Regions from separate parts of the Homo sapiens genome. Here region 1 is linked to region 2. Evidence: chromatin loops called from intact Hi-C (ENCODE). Cell type or tissue: heart left ventricle. All regions are shown on one strand. Links, peaks and the distances in the headings refer to the core of each region. The heading gives the core; the rest is flanking DNA.

The links. A loop is a pair of places that touch in the nucleus more often than their neighbours do. Peaks named below come from ENCODE experiments on the same cell type or tissue, not always from the same donor. Only the 100,000 strongest peaks of a DNase experiment are listed, where the experiment ranks them.
Region 1: it touches region 2 in a loop (2.7-fold over the local background); 62 of 110 quality-filtered maps call a loop at or near these places.

The regions. Positions count from the first base shown.
Region 1 is chr19:2,541,595-2,546,957 of GRCh38, reverse strand. All of the region lies in intron 3 of GNG7 (G protein subunit gamma 7), which reads left to right. Among named protein-coding and RNA genes, the nearest start is that of GADD45B, 68 kb to the right of the region's middle. RefSeq lists enhancers at 1,043-1,182, 1,716-1,765, 1,846-1,895, 1,291-2,109, 2,110-2,929 and 4 more and a silencer at 2,656-2,745. In heart left ventricle, for the core only: a CTCF peak has its summit at 3,214; DNase peaks (open chromatin) are centred at 517, 2,627, 2,847 and 3,207; H3K4me3 peaks cover 1,578 bases; H3K27ac peaks cover 3,490 bases.
Region 2 is chr19:2,491,610-2,496,972 of GRCh38, reverse strand. LOC124904614 (a long non-coding RNA gene) reads left to right here and starts at 2,191. Exons shown (of 2, transcript XR_007067090.1): 1 at 2,191-2,442; 2 at 4,063-5,267. RefSeq lists a silencer at 1,819-2,198 and enhancers at 1,988-2,282, 1,941-2,648. In heart left ventricle, for the core only: no CTCF peak of the experiment used is centred there; DNase peaks (open chromatin) are centred at 1,492 and 2,122; H3K4me3 peaks cover 1,963 bases; H3K27ac peaks cover 2,111 bases.

The DNA of each region.
Region 1 (5,363 bases), core at 298-5,297, 50 kb before region 2:
GCCCCTTGCCCTGGCCCGGGGCCAGGGTGACAGCATTTCCTCAGCCGGGAAGCCCAGAACTGGAGTGACAGGAGCCACGGGGTTCAGTGTCCTGGCCCGGCCCCGGTTCCCGGGCTTGCAAACTCTCACATGACCGTGGTCATCCCCCGCCCCCGCCGACCCCACCGCCGGGTGGACAGAGAGCAGCTTTTCTTTTCTCCTGCTCCCGTCACCGCGGCGACCAAACCCACACTGGCGGCGCGTCACCCTCTGTCGTCGCGGCCTCTTTGTCTGAACAAGCCGGCTCATTCTTAGGCTCCAAGCTCCGGCTGAAGGCAGCGGCGGGACCTGCCCCGCTGGTCTATTTTTCACTTTCTCGTGGGCACCTCATTCATTCCCTCTCTTTAGCCCCTTCTAAATATAGCTGCCCCGGGGACCGATTTAGCCTGAGAGCAAAGGGCCCACACTGACAGGGACAGTCACAAGGCACTATTTTCCAGCCAGTGCGGCCCTCCCTTCCATGTGGCAGAGGCCCTCCCGCCCGCAGCCCTGGGCCCCACGGCCCTGCCTTGAGGTCACAGAGCCACCAACGGTCAGAGCTGGCACGGAAGGCCCCACACACAGCCGCCCTCCCAGGCCCTGCTGGGCGACCTGGCCCTGGAGAGGCTGCAGGTGCAGGGTGGGTGCCCACGCTGGGTGCAGGGTCTCTGCATGCAGACCCTGGTTGCTGAGGGGGCCCTGGGGTTCTGTGGAGCGGGCAGCAGGTGTGGCCAGTCTCAGACCTGTCTCTTGTATTGAAGTTTCCATTTCAGTCGGGCTCCCCGGGCTCTGCGTGGGTCCCCTCTTTGGCGTCCTGGTGAGAACATGGCAGGCCGTGGGGGGCCTGCATCCCAGCTGCCAGGGGACACATCAACGCCTGATCGTTGCCCTGTGCCTTCTCACCCTGATGCCCTGTGTCCGCTCTGGAAGCTGTGTGCACCTTTCTTTTTCGTTTGTTTGTTTTGTTTTGTTTTGTTTTGTTTTTGAGGCAGAGTCTCGCTCCGTTGCCCAGGCTGGAGTGCAGTGGCGCGATTTTGGCTCACCGCAACCTTTACCTCCCGGGTTCAAGCAATTCTCCTGCCTCAGACTCCTGAGTAGTGGCATTACAGGTGCCCACCACCACTCACGGCTAATTTTTTTGTATTTTTAGTAGAGAGGGGGTTTCACCGTGTTGGCCAGGCTGGTCTCAAACTCCTGATCTCAGGTGATCCACCCACCTCAGCCTCCCAAAGTGCTGGTATTACAGGCATGAGCCACTGCACCTGGCCTTTTTTTTTTTTTTTTTTTTTTAAGACAGTTTCGCTCTTGTTGCTTAGGCTGGAGTATAGTGGCGCAATCTTGGCTCACTGCAACCTCTGCCTCCCAGGTTCAGGCAATTCTCCTGCCTCAGCCTCCTGAGTAGCTGGGATTACAGGCATGCGCTACCATGCCCAGCTAATTTTGATTTTTTTTTTAGTAGAGATGGGGTTTCACTATGTTGACCAGGCTGGTCTCGAACCCCTGACGTCAAGTGATCCGCCCGCCTCGGTCTCCCAAAGTGCTGGAAATACAGGCATAAGCCACCGTGCCCGGCCTATGTGTGCACCTTTCTGCAGAGTCTAAACCAGGGTCCCCTAGGCACTGTAGACATGGCGGCCAGATTGTTCTCTGAGGTGGGCCTGTCCTGGGCACTGCAGGGTGCTGAGCAGTATCCCTGGCCTCCACCCACTCCATGCCAGGAGCACCCCCCAGTTACGACAACCACAGATGTCGCCAGACAGCGCCCAGGGTCCCCTGGGGGACGGAATTACCTCTAGGTGAAACCCCCAGGGATAGGGGATTCCACGGACCCCCAAGAGACTCTGCGTCCCATGATCCTCTGCTGTGCTGAGGTCCCAGGAGGCTGCACACAATGAAATCCACACCGAGCTGGGAGGGAGAGAGGAGGTGAATCCCAGGAGTTGGGGGTCCCCCTGGTTCACACCATCCATCCCGTTGGGAGCTTATTCTAGTGTGGGTAGGGATTGAACCCCATTTTCCCCAAATAATTAACTCAGGGTCTTCTCCCTCAGCACTGTGGACAGTGGGGTAAGATCCTTCTCTGGGGTGAGGCTGTGCTGGGCACTTACGGTTGCTGAGCAGCGCCCCTGGCCTCCACCCACTCCATGCCAGGAGCTCCCCCAACCCCGACAACCACAGATGTCTCAGGCATCGCCCAGGGTTTCCTGGCGGGGCTGAATCACCCACCCCCCCAATTAAGAGCCACTGTTGGCCCAGCACGGTGGCTCATGCCTAAAATCCCAGCACTTTGAGAGGCCAAGGTGGGCAGATCACCTGAGGTCAGGAGTTTGAGACCAACCTGGCCAACATGGTGAAACCCCATCTCTACTAAAAATGCAAAAATTAGCTGGGCGTGGTGGGGGTGGGGGGCGCCTATAACCCCAGCTACTCAGGAGGCTGAGGCAGGAGAATCTCCTGAACCCGGGAGGCGGAGGTTGCAGTGAGCCGAGATCGCGCCACTGCACACTGTCCTCAGGGGCTTCTGTGAGATGCACTGAGGTCCTCATGGCTCCCGGGGGTGCTCATGGCTGAGGCCCTCGTGCCCACAGCAGGCGTGCAGATGTGCACATTGACGCAGGTGCCCAGGGACACAGCTCTCTGCAAACCCAGCTGCCCCAGCCACTGTACGAAGGCGACTTGTTCCTCACAGTGCCTCGGAGCCTTCTCTTCTCTCCCAAACTACTGTTCCATTTTGTTTGGGTTTGGATCTTTTCCTCTCTAAACATAACACCCTGTCTCTCTTGTCTCTGAACACTGTGTTCTCAGAAGCAGTCATCCCTCCACGGGGAAGGGCTGACGTTTCCACTCCAAGCATTGTCTCCCCTCCTGCCAAATCTGGTTGCTGGTTTTGTTGCTTGGGGTTTATTTTTCTTTCCTTTTTCGAGGCAGGCAGAGGTTTGGAGGGGTGAGAGGTGGGGGATTGCCAGACCCCCAGGAGGAAAGAGTCCAGGAGCTCTGCGAGCTATAAAGCTACTGGTTCTGGAAGTTTTAGAGCCAGATGAAGGTTGCTTCTGTTCTCACGTTGCTGCTGCAGGCCGGCCGCCCCTCCCGCCTTCAAGGCCACCTTCCCCCGGGGCTGACTCACCCCGGCACGCCGCGCCACACAAGGCTGGCTCTGCTTTGATGAGCAGACTGGAAAAGCGCAGCCGCCTCATTGTGGAGCTGCCTGGAAGCCGCCAGAGCCCGCTCTGAGCTGGAATTCGCTGAGCCTGACTTCCTGTGCCGTCAGGAGAGCAAACGCCCGCTGGCCTTAGGAGCCGGTTTACAGGAAGCAGCCATGGGAGGACGGTTTGCTCGGCTCATGGAGAAGCAGCCACCCTCTGCACGGGTTTTAATGCTGCACCCTCATCTCAGGGCTGTGAAAAGAAAAATTGCAGGCCGGGAGCGGGGGTTCATGCCCGGGATCCTAGCACTTTGGGAGGCCGAAGCAGAGGGATTGCTTGAGCCCAGGAGTTTGAGACTGGCCTGAGCAATACGGTGAGGCCCCAGCTCTAAAAGAAAAAATATTAAAAATTAGCCGGGCATGGTGGTGCACACCTGTAGTCCCAGCTACTCAGAAGGCTGAGGTGGGAGGATCTCTGGAGGCCAGGAGGTCAAGGCTGCAGTGAGCTGTGATTGCACCACTGCACTCCAGCCTGGGTGACAGAGCAAGACCCTGTGTCAAAAAAAAAAAAAAAAAGGAGGCCAGGCACGGCGTCTCATACATGGAATCCCAGGACTTTGGGAGGCCAAGGCAGGTGGATCACTTGAGATCAGGAGTTTGAGACCAGCCTGGCCAACATGGTGAAACCCTGTCTCTACAAAAAAATAAAAATAAAAAATAAGCCTGGTGTGGTGGTGGATGCCTGTAATCCCAGCTACTCGGGAGACTGAGGCAGGAGAATCACTTGAACCTGGGAGGCGGAGGTTGCAGGGAGCCGAGATGGCGTCATTGCACTCCAGCCTGGGTGACAGAGCGAGACTCTGCCTCAAAAACAAAACAAAACAAAACAAAAACCACCAAAAAAAAAAAAAAAAAAGGAAAACAGCAGAGATGATGTGTGCAGCATGCTCAGTCCAGCGTCTAACACCTAGCAGCAGCAGATGGCAAATAAGAGCTGAAGCTGTCCTGGGCTGTGGGACCCCATGCCTGCTCACCGGGGGGCCCTCCAGCCTGGAGACCCCAACCAGTCCCATCCTGGCCTTGCGTATCAGCTCCTTACACTGCATAAGAAACTACTGCATATGTGGTGGCTTAGAGCAACACGCCTGCCTGAGCTTACAGTTCTGGAGGTCATGGTGCAATGACGTCCTCTGCCCAGGGTCTCCCAGGCTGAAACTGAAACGTGAGCCGCCTGCTGTCTGACGCGAAGCTTCCAGTTGTCGTCCCCAGCTCATTCAGGTTCTTCCTGAATTCACTTCCTTGCAGTCGTAGGGCGCAGTCCCCCTTTCCTTGCTGGCTGTCAGTAATAAACATTCAGTGCACAAATGAAAAAACCCACCCCAGGCCAGGCGCGGTGACTCGCACCTGTAATCCCAGCACTTTGGGAGGCCGCGGTGGGTGGATTGCTTGAGGCCAGGAGTTCAAGACCAGCCTGGGCAACATGGTGAAACCCCGTCTCGACTAAAAAATACAAAAGTTAGCTGGATGTGGTTGTGAGCGCCTGTAATCGCAGTTACTCGGGAGGCTGAGGCAGGAGAATCACTTGAACCTGGGAGGCGGAGGTTGCGGTGAGCCGAGATCACGCCATTGCACTCCAGCCTGGGTGACAGAGCAAGACTCCATCTCAAAAAAAAAAAAAAAAAAAAAAAAAGAACACACAGCGCTGCCTCCCATGAGCCTAGCCAAGGCCCGACTGTGCACCTGCCACAGGGAGCTCTTTGGAAGGGCCGCCCTGCAGCCAGCCCCAGACAGGAGGCCCAGCAGCACTGGGTACAGAAGCACCATTTCTTCCCATCTCAGCCCTCGGCCCTGATCAGCCTTTCTTATTTTATTTTTATTTTCTTGAGACAGAGTCTCACTTTGTCCCCCAGTCTGGAGTGCAATGGTGAAACCCTAGCTCACTGCAACCTCAAACTCCTGGCCTCAAGCCATCCTCCCGCCTCAGCCTCCCGGAGTAGCTGAGACTACAGGCTTGTGCGACCACACCCAGCTTACCTTTTAATTTTTTTTTTTTTTTTTGATGGAGTCTTGCTGTGTCGCCCAGGCTAGAGTGCAGTGGCGTGATCTCGGCTCACTGCAACCTCCGCCTCCCAGGTTCAAGCGATTCTCCTGCCTCAGCCTCCTGAGTAGCTGGGATTACAGGTGCCCACCACCATGCCAGGCT
Region 2 (5,363 bases), core at 46-5,045:
AGGTTGCTTAGCTGTTAAAAGGCAGCATGAGGGCTGGTCCCGGTGGCTCACGCCTGGAATCCCAGCACTTTGGGAGGCCAAGGTGGAAGGATCACTTGAGCCCAGGAGTTCAAGACCAGCCTGGGCAACACAGAGAGACCCCATCTCTAGTAAAAATTTTCAAAAATTAGCCAGTCATCGTGGTACATGCCTATATAGGCCTCACTACTCAGGAGGCTGAGTTGGGGGCATCACTTGAGCCCAGGAAGTCAAGGCTGCCATAAGCTATGACGGCGCTGCTGCCAGGCACAGTGGCTCACGCATGTAATCCTATCACTCTGGGAGGAGAGGCAGGTGGATCACCTGCGGTCAGGAGTTCGAGACCAGCCTGGCCAACATGGTGAAACCCCGTCTCTACTAAAAATACAAAACTTAGCTGGGCATGGTGGCGTGCACCTGTAATCCCAGCTACTCAGGGGGCTGAAGCTGGAGAATCGCTTGAACCCAGAGGACAGAGGTTGCAGAGAGCCGAGATTGTGCCACTGCATACTCTTCCAGCCTGGGTGACAGAGTGAGACTCCGTCTTGTCTCAAAACAATCAAAAAAAAAAATTAAAAACAAAGGTAGAATGTGGAAGGAAATGAAACCATCAGGGAATGAGCCCAAGATGTGTCCCATCCCAGTGTCCCCTCTGTGCCTCAGTTTACCCTCATCACACTGATCTTCCTCTTGGGAACATGGGAGCCCCTAGCCTAGGGATGTGGGAGTCAAGGTCTGTTCTCAGCAGGCCACTTTCCTGTGACAACCCTGAAAGGAGGTGAAAGGTCAGAGGCTGCTGGGTCGCCCCACCCTGCCCTGGAGACAGAATTCAGATACCTGGCGTCATGGATTCCCAGAGGTCTGAAAGTCCTGCTCACCTGGAACGTGGGAACGCCCTTCAGAGCTCCCTTCCCTCCCCGACCCAGGAAATATAGGGGTCTCCCCATTCTGGGTCTGGCTCAGGGACTGTGTGTCCCTGACTGCCCTCCATGAAGGAGGCCGCCCTTGGGTCTGCCGGGAGGAGGAAGACGACTAGGAGGAGGAGGAGGAGGAGGAGAGGCAGGGCGGCCAGCCTGAGTGGAGGAATCCCCGAACCGGCTAAAAATAGCCAAGGAAATTATTCCAACACCTTCCCAAAATAGAAAGCAGTCTCTGGGCCCAACAAAAGGCCAGGGCTGGTCGGCAGCTAGAGAGGAGGTGGCGTTTAAGAAAGGTGACCTGCGACAGCCCCCCCACCCTGCCCTCCCTCTACGGCCCTTCGTCCCCTAGAGTCTTCCAGGGCCAGGTGTGGGCAGAGGGGCAGGCCCAGGCGGGTGTGGGGCCCCTGGCTCCCCCTCGCCCCTGCCCCTCCCCAAAATCCTGGACCAAAGGGCTCCTGACCCGGGAACTGGGAGGGGCCAAGCCACTCGCGTTAAAAATAGCCCTTGCCTCCTCCCAGGCTATATTTAGATCCCTTGGCACCGGCGTCAGCAGGAAGGCAGCGGCTGGGCACACCCCACCGGGCCGCCCGGGCGCCCTGGCTCAGGCACCGCCCCTGGCCACCGCAGCTGGGCAGAGACCAACTGTATGGACAGAGCTGGCTGCAGCACCCAACTTGCTGGGTGGTGCCAGGACACCCGCAGACCCTCTCTGAGCCGGCTTGTGCAGGAGAGAGCGGGAGACAAGCTGGTGGGACTCTACACTGCAGAGGGCGCTGGGAAAAGGCTGCTCCCAGCCCCGGGCCCTCACTCTGGGGGCCCGGCGGGGCGGGCAGTGCGCCGGCCTCAGTTTCCCCATCTGTGCAATGGGACATTAACAGCACCCGCATCACAGCGCTCAGCTCACGGTCGGACACGCACTAAGCGCTCTGCACGGGTTGGCAGTCAACGAAAGTGGGTGTCACTGCTTTCTCCAAGTCCCCGTCCCGCCCGGGCCAGCTCCAGAAACGCAGGGGCTGATGTCATCCCCAGGCTCAAACCTCCCAGCGTGGCCGACGCAGGCAGGCGCCGCCGTCACGGGCGTTCCTGCGCCAGGGAATCCCGGCCCCGGCGCCGGGGCCCCAGTGGAAACCCGTGACGCCAGCGCCCGCCGCCGTGGGTCTTCCGGGCTGGCGGTAGCGGGGCGGGGCGTTCTCCCGCGCCGCTGACCCCACCTCCGCGCCAGCCCCGGGAACGCGCACGGCCTCTCTCCACCCTCCGCGAGCCCAGTGTGCTTGCGCTTGCGCTTGCCCCGCACTCAGTCGCCCCCTCCACGAGTGCACACTCCACTCACGCGGGATGCGCAGGACGCCGACAAGCAGGCGTCCACAGTGGGTCTGCAGGGACGCATCGCATGGGCAGGCCTGGTGGGTGTAGGTGTGCAGGAGTTCGTGGACATGCGTGTGCACGATCCCGCGTGGAAGGCACGGTGGACATGCGTGTGCACAATCCCGCGTGAAATGCAAAGGTAGGCATGCGTGTGCACGATCCTTCGTGGAATGAACAGTGGGTATGCCTGTGCACGTTCCCCTTGGAAGGCGCCGTGGGTACCCGTGCACGGTGCTGGCCCTTTGCAGGAGGATGGGGAGCCCTGGCTGGAGAGTACAGATTCCGGACACACACACTCACACACACACACACACTCATTCACCCTCTCTCCCGGTGCCCGTGGCCTGTGGGCGTGGAGCCGTGGGCGATGACTCTCAGGCTGTTCACCGTCTCCCCACCAGTCTGGGAGCTAATTACTGTCAGGACCAGACGGGGTGGCTGGAAAGATGAACAAATCGCTGTGTGTCTGCAGCCCGTCTGGAGCTGCAGGCCTCATAGGCGTCTGTTCCGGGGGTGTCGGGCGTGACGCGGCCCTGGGTGGAGGGCGGGCAGCCTGGGTGCTGCGTGCACCGTGGGGGAGCCCTGGGTTTCTGCGTGGGTCCTGGAGGGTCTGCGGTGAGTGATGGGAAAGTGATGGATGAGTGATGGGGGTCCGTGTCTGCCGTATGTGCCTTTGTGTGAAAGCGAGAGACAGGAGGCCTGGCGGCGTCTATTCTCCCGATCAACAAAGTGGATGTAATAATAGTATTTACCCTATAAGGTTACGGGGACCCAGCAACCTCACTTCTCTTGGTACTATCTGAAAGAAATACACAACTTAGGAGCACACAGAGACCAGGAGGTAAATGCACGTAGCAGCTTTGTTCCTCATCACCAAAACCTGGGAAGAGCTCAAATACCCCTCCATTCAGAGGGGAACAGGTCAACGGAGGTCGGTTCATAGAATGAAAGTTCAGCAGTCAAGAGGAACGCACTCGCCTTCAAAACATGCTCAGTGAGGCCGGGCGCGGTGGTTTATGCCTGTAATCCCAGCACTTTGGGAGGCCCAGGTGGGCGGATCACTTGAGGTCAGGTGTTTGAGACCAGCCTGATCAGCGTGGTGAAACCTCATCTCTACTAAAAATACAAAAAATTAGCCGGCCATGGTGGTGGGCACCTGTAGTCCCAGCTACTCCGGAGGCTGAAGCAGGAGAATCGCTTGAACCTGGGAGGCGGAGGTTGCAATGAGTTGAGATAGTGCCACTGCACTCCAGCCTGGGTGACAGAACACGACTCAGTCTCAAAAAATGAAATGAAATGAAATAAATGAAATGAAATGGAATAAATAAAATGAAAATAAAAATAAAGCATGTGCACCCAACACACAAACACACAGGTATGCACACTCATGCCAAAACAATTGCAGGGGCCCCAGCAGCCCCTAGAATCCCCATCAGAGGCTGGGGAGGAAGATCGGCGGCAGGAGGGACAGACAGTGCCTATGTGCCCCAGATTGTGTCTCTGTCACCAGCTGCCAGAGCCCGTGCCTGTCTGAGGAGGTGGGTGTCTCCGGACCGCCCACCTCTGTGTCTGTCTCCAGGACATAGGCTCCACCTCCCCCCAGGGCCTCACTCCCATCTCCTCCTCCCACCCTGGTCCCCCACCTTCCTGTCCCCACCCTTGTTGGCGGTAGGAACCTACTGTTTCTGGCTGCAAGAGGAGATGGTTGAGGGGGCCCAGTCAGGGCATCCGTTTATCATCCCTCTATTTCTCTTCTTAGCTCAACAAGAAGACCTTCCTGTCTCTGGGCCTCGGTTTCTCCGGCTGTGAAATGGAAGGATAGTTTCTTAGGGTATATGGGCATCACCTCCCCACCTGTGCAGTTCTAATCCCACCAACCCTGGCTGTTTCTGGAGCTTCCTGCAGGCAATGGTCTGAGCCATAGGAGAACTCAAATGATGGAAAATCACAGGTGGGGTGTAGGACTCCCCACACTCCCATGAACCCCTTCAGGCATGGAAGGACAGACACCTCAGGAGGGGATGGCTGGGGTGGGTAGCACAGGTAGGCTTGCAGGGGAAGAGAGGGGATATTTGTGTGTCCAAAATCCTGGCCGGGCACGGTGGCTGACGTCTGTTATCCCAGCACTTTAGGAGGCCAAGGTGGGCAGATCACTTGAGGTCAGGGGTTCAAGACCAGCCTGACCAACAAGGTGAAACCCTGTCTCTACTAAAAATACAAAAATTAGCCAGATGTGGTGGCATGCACCTGTAATCCCAGCTACTCGGGAGGCTGAGGTGGGAGAATCACTTGAAGCCGGAGGCGGAGTTTGCGGTGAGCCGAGATCACACCATTGCACTCCAGCCTGGGCGATGGAGCGAGACTCCATCTCAAAAAAAAAAAAGAAAGAAAGAAAAGAAAAAATAAAATGCGGCCGGGCGCAGTGGCTCACGCCTGTAATCCCAGCACTTTGGGAGACCGAGGTGGGCAGATCACAAGGTCAGGAGATCGAGACCATCCTGGCTAACAAGGTGAAACCCCGTCTCTACTAAAAAAATATGAAAAATTAGCCAGGCGTGGTGGCAGGCGCCTGTAGTCCCAGCTACTCGGGAGGCTGAGGCAGGAGAGTGGCGTGAGCCCGGGAGGCGGAGCTTGCAGTGGGCCGAGATCGCGCCACTGCACTCCAGCCCGGGCAACTGAGCAAAACTCCATCTCAAAAAAAAAAAGAAAGAAAGAAAAAAAAGAAAGAAAATGCGTGTCTCTGCATGAGGGCCTGTGTGTGGGCACCAGGCTCTGGCTTCTGGAGGTGAACAAATCAAAGTGGACTCAGGTGTTTCCTGGACATGAGTGTGTACTCTCAGGCGTGGGCTTATTCCCACCCCGTGGATGTCTAGAATGTCGTTTCCCAGGATCTTTTTGTTGTTTGAAGATGTGCAAATGTCTGGTATGCAGAGTAGAGACATTCAGTACATATTTGCAAAATGATGTGTTCGTGTATTCACTCATTTGTCCACTCAGCAAATATTCACCAAGTGCCAACCAGCTGTGGGGTGCTGGAGACGCACAGTGAGCAAAGCAGAC